2 separate regions of the Homo sapiens genome follow, and region 1 is linked to region 2. A link is a contact called in ENCODE Hi-C or POLR2A ChIA-PET data. All regions are on one chromosome and are shown on one strand. Each heading gives the region's core, a stretch centred on a gene start or an enhancer-like site at or near the end of the contact. The rest is flanking DNA. Distances are from core to core; before and after follow the strand shown.

Region 1 (5,439 bases), core at 1,341-3,840, 300 kb after region 2:
AAAATCAACCATGTGAAGGTTCTGGAAATCAATCAAAGATTGACAACTAGTTGAGAAGCATTTATTCCTGTGACGTGACTAGAGCTTCGGATAAGAACAGCAGGAGTCTCTACTCTTCTTGCTTGAAGCTGCCCTCATCCCTTGCCCCAGTTTGGTTGGTGAGAACTGTGGTTTTGCCGGTGCTAGGCTAAGCTGAAAATCCAGAAGTCTTGCTGCCAGAGGAAGCCAGCTCAAGCCACCATAGTGGTTGGAGGGGTGTTTTGAGGAACAAAAATCCAGGGCTTTTCCAGATAAAAATAGTTAATTATATAAGCAATAAATGGGGAGAAAAAACCCACAGTAGCTTGCTAATTTAAAATTGCAACTTCATTTGCAATAGTTGATCAGCCATAAATTTAATTGGGAGATCTTGGAAACAAGAAAGCCATAGAAAGGCCAAAATAAACTCTATTTACACATACTTTTGAGACTGGGAAACAGACTTGTGCCAGGGACACCCAAGACAGTCTGGAGATAAAAGCCAAGGGAGACTTCAGAACTGTTTGCAAGCCTAAATGGTTTCCCAACTCACACACAGATCAATCATCACAGAATAAAGCCTTCCCAAATCAAGCACAGTCTCTACCCAAACCATTGACTGACCATTAAGCTATGTAGACACAGGAATCTAGGATAAAACTTAAAGACTTGAGTAGACACATCAGTGACTAAATATCTTAGGGAAACAGTTATTTCTCATCCTCACCAACACTTAGTATTGTTCATCTTTTTTATTATAGCAATTTTACTGAGTATTTTGTGCTATCACATTGTGGATTTTATTTGCATTTTCTTATTGACTACTAATGATGTTGGGCATCTTTTCATGTTTTTATTAGCCACTCGTATCCATTTCAGTGAATTGCCTATTCAAATTATGTGGTCATTCTTTTAAAAATACATACACTCCTGGTAGAGATAAAAATGGTACAACCATTTTGAAAAATGTTTGGCAGTTTCTTAAAAAGTTAACCATGGAATTAACATACAACTCAGCAATTTCACTCTATATATCCACCCAAGGAACATCAAAATATATATCAAACCAAAAATGTGTACACAAGTGTTCATAACAACAGTATTTGTAATAATTTAAAGCTGGAAACAATCCAAATGGTCAACTGGTGAGTGGATAAACAAATAATGGTACAGCCATAAAATGAAATAGCATTCAGCAATAAAAAGAAACTAATGTTTTATTTAATATCCTGGATGAGCCTCTAAAACACTATTCTAAATGAAAGAAACCAGACGCAAGAGACAACATACTGTATCCCACCATTTATATGACACTTTTAGAAAAGGCAAAACCACAGACCCAAAGCAGATTAGTGGCTGGCTGGGGCTTGGTTTAAAGTAGCATTTGTGTTATATTCAAATGGGTCTCAATAGCTTTAAATTAAAGGGTAAATATACTTTTATATGTGTTCAGTGGGGCACACTGATTCCTGATCCTTGAAAACTTGTAAGGCCACCTTAGCTTATCATGACAGGAAAGAAGACCAATTATGTTATGGAGCTCAAAGTAAATATTTTGGCCCTTTGTTATTTAGTCTTAACGGGACACTCATGGCAAATGAGGTTAAAACGTGGTTGAATTTAAGGGTATGATTTAACTTTCTTCTATTACAAATGAATGTGAGGTTAAAAGTCAGGTTGGTCAGAGAGAACCCTGACCAAAAAAAGATTGTCTAAATGGACATGCCAGACCCAGATCAGAATTGGGAACCACACAGAGGCAGCAGAACTTTTGAGTAGAGTAGAACTCAGCAGACAGAAAAAAAGAGAATCTCATGCTCTAATCCTGGTCTGGTCACTAACTTGCGGTGTGACCTCAGAAAGTTCCTTCATAGCTCTAGATGTTTCCATGGACTCACTGATCTGTCCACTCTAGACCTGGGCTGCTGAGACTCATCTCTTTCTCAAACCTTAGTTGTTAACATCCCAGTGAGGCTGGTGAGACCCCTCAAAAAAGAGAGAGCTGTACTGGGTGTAGGAGAGAGAACTCGGTAACAATGGAGAATGGGAGACAGGGAATAAAGAAAGGAAGTAGAAGAAAGGGAACATATAAAAAGAATGCACTTAATTGGAGTGGTTTCATGTCCACGGAATCAAAATAATGCCTTCACAAGCTCATGAAGGTATGGATAAGGTAGGAAACCTATATTACAGTATTAACTCTTAGACAAACTAGCTGTATGACTCTTTTAGTTTCCATATTTTTTCTCTATAAAACAGGAGGTTTCGGCTAGATGGTCTCCAGGAAAAATAATATGATGAGTCTAGGTTTAAGGATAAATAGCACATAATGTATACATAAACCTTGAGGGATCTGGGAGGAACCAACACATGCTTCGAAGTGGGCACGGTTTCTATCTCAGAGCCTCCCCGTCCTCCAGAAAGTGGGCCCCTCCCTGTCAGACTTCCCAGACTGCGCTGGCGTCACCAAAGTGCTGCTGGGAATTTCTCTGCACGGCCCTGTTCCTAAATCAGCTCCCAGGAGATTGGAGGATGGAGGAGGGTGCCAGTTTAAAGCAGGTCTGATATGATCCAGGACCTGATAGGGTTTCAGCTGCCGGCTTTCTGGCAATTTGCAGAGAAATTAAAGAGATTCTTACAGAGGTTAACTGGCTCAAGTCCTAGGGAGGGGACGCTGTTGCTCAGAAAGAAACACAAAGACTAGATTCATCTTGTTCAAGAATTATAAATAGAACAGTCAGATTAGATTCAGCAGAGGAATGGGGGCAACACGAAGGAGCCAAGTTCTCTCCAAATAAAGAGGCAAGGCTCCAAAGACTCCCAAAGCTCTGAAACAAACATAGCAGGCTTTCAAAAGGGGGAAAAGGAAAGATAGGAAAGAAGAAAACTTCAAGAAATGGGACTTTTCTTTTAACCCACAACTCTTTTCAGGCAAGAAGGCAAAATCATCAGGTCCTGAAAGAGGTTAAAAGTAAATTATCACCCCATAAGGAGTCATTCATTGTAAAAGGAATGAAAATAGTTTACTGCTCTATGGAAAATGCAAGCTGCTTCCAAACTTTAGGTTAAAAACTTGGCAAAGGGAGTCTGACCTCTCTGTGCGTCTGTCTTGGAGATGTTTATCCAGCGGATGGAGATACTGAGATGGGCCTGGCTTTTCAGGTTTGTTTTTTTGTTCCACATAAGGTTTCCATCAGATACAGTCTGCAAATTGGTGCAAGCCAGGAGGCTGCTGGAGGAGAGGCCCTGATTTAACTGCAGCAGGCCCTGTCTAAACTAGAAAGAACTCTGCTTGGTAAGAACCAAGTGACGGTACACAGCCCAAGCTGAACGCAGCCCTGGGAGCTGGTGGAAAGCGTACCAGCTCCTGCTTTCCAGGTCTCCTTCCAGCACTAAATGCCATATGGTCTTAGACAAGTCACTTGACCTTGCTGGGCTACAGATTCCCCATCTGTTTCACAGTGAGTCTGGCTTCCACCTACATCTCAAGGTTGTTTTAAGGAATCATATAAAATGAAAAGTTCCGTAGAAATGCCTTTGGTAATGTAGGCAAAAAATAGTTCCCTTCAAGGAGGCCCTAAGTGCTTTCTACAAAACCAGAGATAATGGAGACTGCTGTCACATCAAACATTTCCTGTTCTCCACAGGATGTCACCTAAGTACCTCCAGTCTTCCATCTTCTAAAAGACAGTCTACAGAGGCAGTGAAACACAGGGATTAATAGCATGGGTTTTGGTTTAAGACAGGCTAGGATTTGAGCCCCTGCTGTTTCACTCATTAGTAGTATAATATTGGGAAATTTTCTGTTTGTTTCTCAGTTTACTTCACTGTTAAATGTGAACAATGCTGGCCTCCCAGGTTTTCTGTAAGGAATAATACAAATGGAGAATATGTAAAAACCACATAGCATGTGCTCAATAACAAGTGGCTATTATTTTTAATCATTACTCACTACCATGGCCACCAATTTTATTATCTCTGTATTGAATCAGACAAGCACGTCTTGATTTACTCAAATGACTCTAGCTGTAATTTAAGTCATTTTGTTTTGTTTCCTTAAAATATGTATGTTTTTCTTATTATAAATGTAATATATGGATATAATTCTGCTTCCAGGAAGATGAAGAGGGCATAACTTTCCATATTCTTCCTGCTAAGTATAACTAAAAGCACTGGACAGAATATATGTAAAACAAACACAGATGGAGAGAAAATGGTAGACCACCTGGGGACCTCAGGGCTCCCCAAAACAGCACAATGTCAAGTTTCTTGCATTCTCTTTTTCTTCATATATCCCATATGTAGAGCTGAAGCAGCCAGCAACCAGAAATACCAATGGGCACAGATTAAAAATAGCCTCCCTATCCAAAGGACCAAGAAAGGAGTGGCCTAGGAAGATAGAAAGCTTTTTTAGATAATAACCACTCTACTCCCACCAAAAGGCACAGAACCTACTGTGACCCCATCCCACTCATGCCAGCAAAGGCCAATGGGAAGCCTAGACTTAGAATTATATGACAAAGGTTTTTAAAAAGAAATGAGAAAAATGCTTCAAAAAACAATAACAAACACACCTTTTTTTTTTTTTTTTGAGATGGAATGTCACTCTGTCTCCCAGGCTGGAGTGCAGTGGTGCAACCTTGGCTCACTGCAACCTCCGCCTTCTGTGTTCAAGCAATTTTCCTGTCTCAGCCTCCTGAGTAGCTGGGACTACAGGCACGCACCACCACACCCAGCTAATTTTTTTTGTATTTTTAGTAGAGACAGGGTTTCACCGTGTTAGCCAGGATGGTCTCGATCTCCTGACCTCGTGATTTGCTCGCCTCAGCCTCCAAAAGTGCTGGGATTACAGGCATGAGCTACCACACCTGGTAACAAACACACTTAAAGCACATTTTTTTAAAGCCTCAGCAGAGAAATAGAAGATGTATAAAATAACTAAATAACTAAATGGAAATTTTAGGACTGAAAATAAATTAATTAAAATTAAAACTTAAATATAAATGGATTAATATCTTCAACTAAAAAAACAAAGATTACCAGCCTGGGCAACATGATAAAACCCTATCTCTACAAAATATTTATAAATTAGCCATGTGAGGTGGTCTGTGCTTGTAGTCAGAACTGCTTGGTAGTCTGAGGTGGGAGGATCACTTGAGCCCAGGAGGCAGAGGTTGCAGGGAGCTGTGATTGTATCACTGGACGCCAGCCTGAGCAACAGAGTGAGATCTTGTCTCAAACACAAACAAACAAACAAAAAAAAAAGCAAACAAATAAAAAATCCACAGATTAAAAAGAAAACAAATATGATTCAACTATGCTACCTACTAGATATTCACTTTAAATCCAGAAACAAATAGGTTGAAAGTGAAAGAACAGAAGAAGATATTCTATGCAAATAGTAACAAAAAGAGAAGAGTG
Region 2 (4,835 bases), core at 1,622-4,121:
TCAAATTCACAAAGACAGAAGGTACAAAGGTGGGTTCCAGGGACCGGGGATGGAAGGAATGAGGAGTTAGTGTTTAATGGGGATTCAGTTTCAGTTTTGCAAAATGAAAAGAGTTCTGGAGATGAATAGTGGTGATGGTTGCACAACAATGGGAATGTATTTAATGCTACTGAACCATACACTCAAAAATGGTTAAGATGATACATTTTATGCTATGCATCTTTTACCACAATTTTGTTTTTGTTTTTTTGTCTTTTTGTTTTTTTTGAGAAGAAGTCTCGCTCTTGTCCCCCACACTGGAGTGCAATGGCGCGATCTCGGCTCACTGCAACTTTCGCATCCCAGGTTCGAGTGATTCTCCTGCCTCAGCCTCCCGAGTAGCTGGGATTACACGCGTCTGCACCACGCCCGGCTAATTTTTGTATTTTTAATAGAGATGGGATTTCACAATGTTGGCCAGGCTGGTCTTGAACTCCTGACCTCGTGATCCGCCCGCCTCGGCCTTCCAAAGTGCTGGGATTACAGGCGTGAGGCACAGTGCGCAGTCCAAAATTTTTTTTTAAAAAAAGAGAAGAGGCCGGGCATGGTGAGTGGCTCACGTCTGTAATCCCAGCACTTTGGGAGGCCAAGGTGGACAGATTACTTGAGGTCAAGGGTTTGAGACAAGCCTGGCCAACATCGTGAAACCCCATCGCTACTAAAAATACAAAAATTAGCCAAGCGTGCTGGCAGGCACCTGTAATCCCAGCTACTCAGGAGGCTGAGACAGGAGAATTGCTTGAACCCTGAGGCAGAAGTTGCAGTGAACCAAGATCATGCCACTGCACTCCAGCCTGGGTGACAGAGCGAGACCCCATCTCGAAAAAAAATAAATAAAATAAATAAATAAATAAGAGAAGAAAAGAACCCTTAGGCTTTTGTATGTGCACAATTTTCCTCACCATCTAAACAGCCCTTCTATTTTTGTTTTTGCTCTGATAACAGCTCTTACTAAATAGTTAAACAAGTCCTTGATATGACTTCTTCAGGTTTTCTGTAAAATGGGAATAATCTTTTTTATTATGCAAGTGCTTCTTTTGAGGTATAATTGGACCTTCTCTTAAACATCAGCTGAATAAGACTCATCTCTTCTCTTCTTTATCTGCTTCTACACTCAAAAAATAAAGAAGGAAAATTTAATCACAAAGCCAGAATGTGTTACAAGAAGTGCTGCTATGAGTCAGATTTTTCCTGCAGTACTTAGGGCCCATGGGAAGTGACTGCAGGGCTGAGATGGATTTACCAGGAGACCAATGCTCAGGACATCTTACTAAAGTAGTGGCTTTCATGCCCCGTGGAAAGGCCTGGGAAAGTTGTGATTTCCCCAGAATTACTGACTTCACTTCCCAGATACCGTTTACAAAATCCCATGTATGGCAAAGTCTTTGTACCCTTATCCCAAACCGTGTCCTTATTTGAGAATCAATCACTGAGGCAATGAGTAGAGGCACCAAGGCAGAATTTTGAAGACCTCTGAAGCCAGAAAGACTTAGTTACGAATCCCTGCTCAGTCATGCACAAGCTACGGGTCCTTGTCCATGTTACTAAATCTGTCACAGCTTAATGTTTAAAATTTAATGGGGCCGGGCGCAGTGGCTCACGCTTGTAATCCCAGCACTTTGGGAGGCCGAGGCGGGCAGATCACAAGGTCCAGAGATCGAGACCATCCTGGCTAACACGGTGAAACCCCGTCTCTACTAAAAAATACGAAAAATTAGCCTGGCATGGTGGCGGCGCCTGTAGTCCCAGCTACTCGGGAGGCTGAGGCAGGAGAATGGCGTGAACCCGGGAGGCGGAGCTTGCAGTGAGCCGAGATTGCACCACTGCACTCCAGCCTGGGTGACAGAGCGAGACTCCGTCTCAAAAATTAAAATAAAATAAAATAAAATAAAATAAAATAAAATAAAATAAAATAAAATAAAATAAAACAAAATAAAACTTAATGGTATCAGATCCCAAATAAAAGCCTTCCTCTTGGTGGGAATGCAAATTAGTACAGCCATTGTGGAAAACAATATGGAGATTCCTCAGAAAATTAAACATAAAACTACCCTATGATCCAGCATTTTTGCTTTTGGATATATATCCAAAGGAAGTGAAATCAGTAAGTCAAAGAGATAGCTACACTCACATGTTTATTGCAGCATTATTCACTGTAGCCAGGCTATGGCATCAACTTAAGTATCCATTAATGGATGAATGGATAAAGAAAATGCGGTACATATACACAACGGAATACTATTCAACCTTTAAAAATAAGGAAATTCGGTCATTTGTAACAATGTGAATGAACCTGGAGAGCATAATGCTAAGTGAAATAATCCAGCCACAGAAAGACAAACACCACATGTGCTCATTTATATATGGAACCTAGAAGAGTTGAAATCATAGATGCAGAGAATAGAAATGATGGTAACCAGGGACTGGGGTGGGAGGTGTTAAAAAAGTCTTGCTCTGTATCTATAATTTGGACTTTTTTTTGTTTGTATTAATGACTCTTAAACATATAAAATCCCCCACTGTATTTTTGGTCTGTCTCTCCAGTTCCCCGATACTGTTTTATTCCTTAATTCTTTCCTCATCTTTAAAAAGAACTCTTTGTGTTTACTTTTCTTTACCTCTTAGAAAACGTCACCAAAGGTTGTTATGAATCACAGCAGTCTGGCTTGAGAAATGGTCAACATAAAAGTTCCAAATATAATTTATCCCTGGATGATGTTGTCTGTGAATTATTCATACAATCTGATTAGGAACTTGAGAGCATTTGTAGTCAAATAACAACTTTTCTCCAAATGACGCACAGCACGTCTGAGACAGAGCACAGTGATCTCAATTGCCAGATGAGAAACCGAGGCCCAGGAATGCAGAGGGCTGAACCAACGTTGAACGAGAACTGTGGAATAAAAAGTCAAAATGTTTCTACCAGGGCTTAAGACTAAGTAGTAAATCCCCACCTACTCCCTCTCCTCCTCCTATTTCCTGTAGGATAAATTATTTTTAAGAGAAACACGCAGGTGAAAGGAAAACACGCTCTTTGAGGACATGTGGCTAAACCAGATGCTAACAGCATTCAAGCTCAGATACAGCAATAACAGCAGAAACCAAATGTGAACTAAAGCCAGTACCTAATCTGCTGTTCTTAACCTGGCATCCAAGGCCTTTCATGAGCCAGCCCCGGCCTGGTTTGCCAGCCTTGGCTTGCCCACCGAATTCCCAACTGGAAACTGAAACCCCAAGTGACATTCACACTAAACTCTCTCCAAACTCCCAGCATCTCCACCCTTCTTCTCTTCCTGTCTTACTTATCCTTCCATCTTTGACCTGAGCATCAATGCCACTAGGAGTGCTTCCCAGCCTTCTTCCACCCCTCCTTGGGGTTAGAGTCCCCTCCCCTGTGTTCCCAGAGTACACTGTGCATATTCCTGTCTTAGTTTCTCATAGTGTGTTAACATTACCTGCTCCCTTGTGGCCCTTTCCCACCACACTGGGAGCTCCTTTAGAGGAAAGGCTGTAGCTTGAGTGCTTGGCGCACATTAGTTCTTCAATAAATGCATGCTAAGAGAATCAGTATTGTCCAGGTCTCCAAAGAAAAATAACTCTTTGGCCAGGTGTGGTGGTTCACACCTGTAATCCCAGCATTTTGGGAGGCCGAGGTGGGTGGATTGTCTGAGGTCGGGAGTTCGAGACCAACCAGGCCAACATAGTGAAACCCTGTCTTTACTAAAAATACAAAAAATTAGTGGGGCGTGGTGGTGGCCATCTGTAATCCCAGCTACTCGGGAGGTTGAGGCAGGAGAATCACTTGAACCCGGGAGATAGAGGTTGCAGTGAGCCAAGATCACGCCATTGCACTCCAGTCAGGGCAACAAGAGTGAAACTCCATCTCAAAAAAAAAAAAAAAAAAAAGAAAAGAAAAGAAAAAAAATAGAAAAAGAAAAAGAACTCTTTGCTTGATTTCTTTTTCTTTTACCAACAGGTAATGAGCTTTCCCCTTGCATGTAGTAAGGCTATGATCTAGCAGACTTGTTCTATGGAATCAGTATGGCTTACCTAAGTAAAAAAAAAAGAATAATAGATTGTTTGACTTGAAAGGACGTTCAGAAGTCATTTATTTTTCACCCCCATCAGCCCCAATGTGAATTTCCTAGAAATTTGTAAAGATTTTAGTAATTAAAGGCCACAAAAGGTAGCAGTCAGCATTAGAAACAAGGACATGTTAACCTTAAACGGGCTCAGATGGCATGTTCAGATAAGTTTGGTTTTCAAGAATCAAGAATGAAGCTTCCAACTTGTCACCCCTTCCTGTTGAGACATGTGAGTACATAGAAAGTCATGTAATTCATAAGCCTATGATTCATTTACTCTCCATTCATCAAACTGCTGAGTGTCATGAATGCGTTTGACGCCTGTTTAAGCTTCCTTTTCTTGACAAGGAAGTTTGTTTTTGGGAGATAACTCATGTACTAAAATCTAGGGACTTACAGGGAAATTCCAAAGCAGACAAGTCAGAGAGGCATGTAAGCTGGCCCCAAAACCTTTTTCCAGTATTGGTTAATAATCTAGGAGCCTTGAGGGGAGTAATAGTCTATAGATGACATGAGCCACTAGTTAATGGACTGAATTACCCAAGAGATCAATGAGCGACACCAGAACTTTGAAGGTTTCCCCAATTCTCTATACAGTCTTGGTTGGCTTCAGATTTATGGCATGAGACTAAAATGTGTAAAAATGACCCAAGGATTTTAGAAAGAAAAACACTCAAGTAAAATAGTGGTCACTTTGAAAAGTAGTAAGAA

What was found. A loop is a pair of places that touch in the nucleus more often than their neighbours do. ChIA-PET counts read pairs that join two places held with the same protein, here RNA polymerase II (POLR2A). Pooled maps may share reads with other maps.
Region 1: a pooled map shows a loop between it and region 2 (2.1-fold over the local background). The contact joins two enhancer-like sites. A Hi-C loop is called at or near these places in 1 of 50 pooled maps. POLR2A ChIA-PET finds 5 or more read pairs at or near these places in 2 of 52 experiments (H1 and PC-9).

The regions. Positions count from the first base shown.
Region 1 is chr11:121,739,327-121,744,765 of GRCh38, reverse strand. No RefSeq gene overlaps it. Among named protein-coding and RNA genes, the nearest start is that of SORL1-AS1, 290 kb to the right of the region's middle. Within about 2 kb of position 2,590, at least 15 of the 41 ENCODE cell types and tissues checked have a DNase peak (open chromatin) inside an H3K27ac peak, as active enhancers do.
Region 2 is chr11:122,045,012-122,049,846 of GRCh38, reverse strand. It overlaps a transcript of MIR100HG not described here. Among named protein-coding and RNA genes, the nearest start is that of MIR125B1, 52 kb to the left of the region's middle. Within about 2 kb of position 2,871, at least 5 of the 41 ENCODE cell types and tissues checked have a DNase peak (open chromatin) inside an H3K27ac peak, as active enhancers do.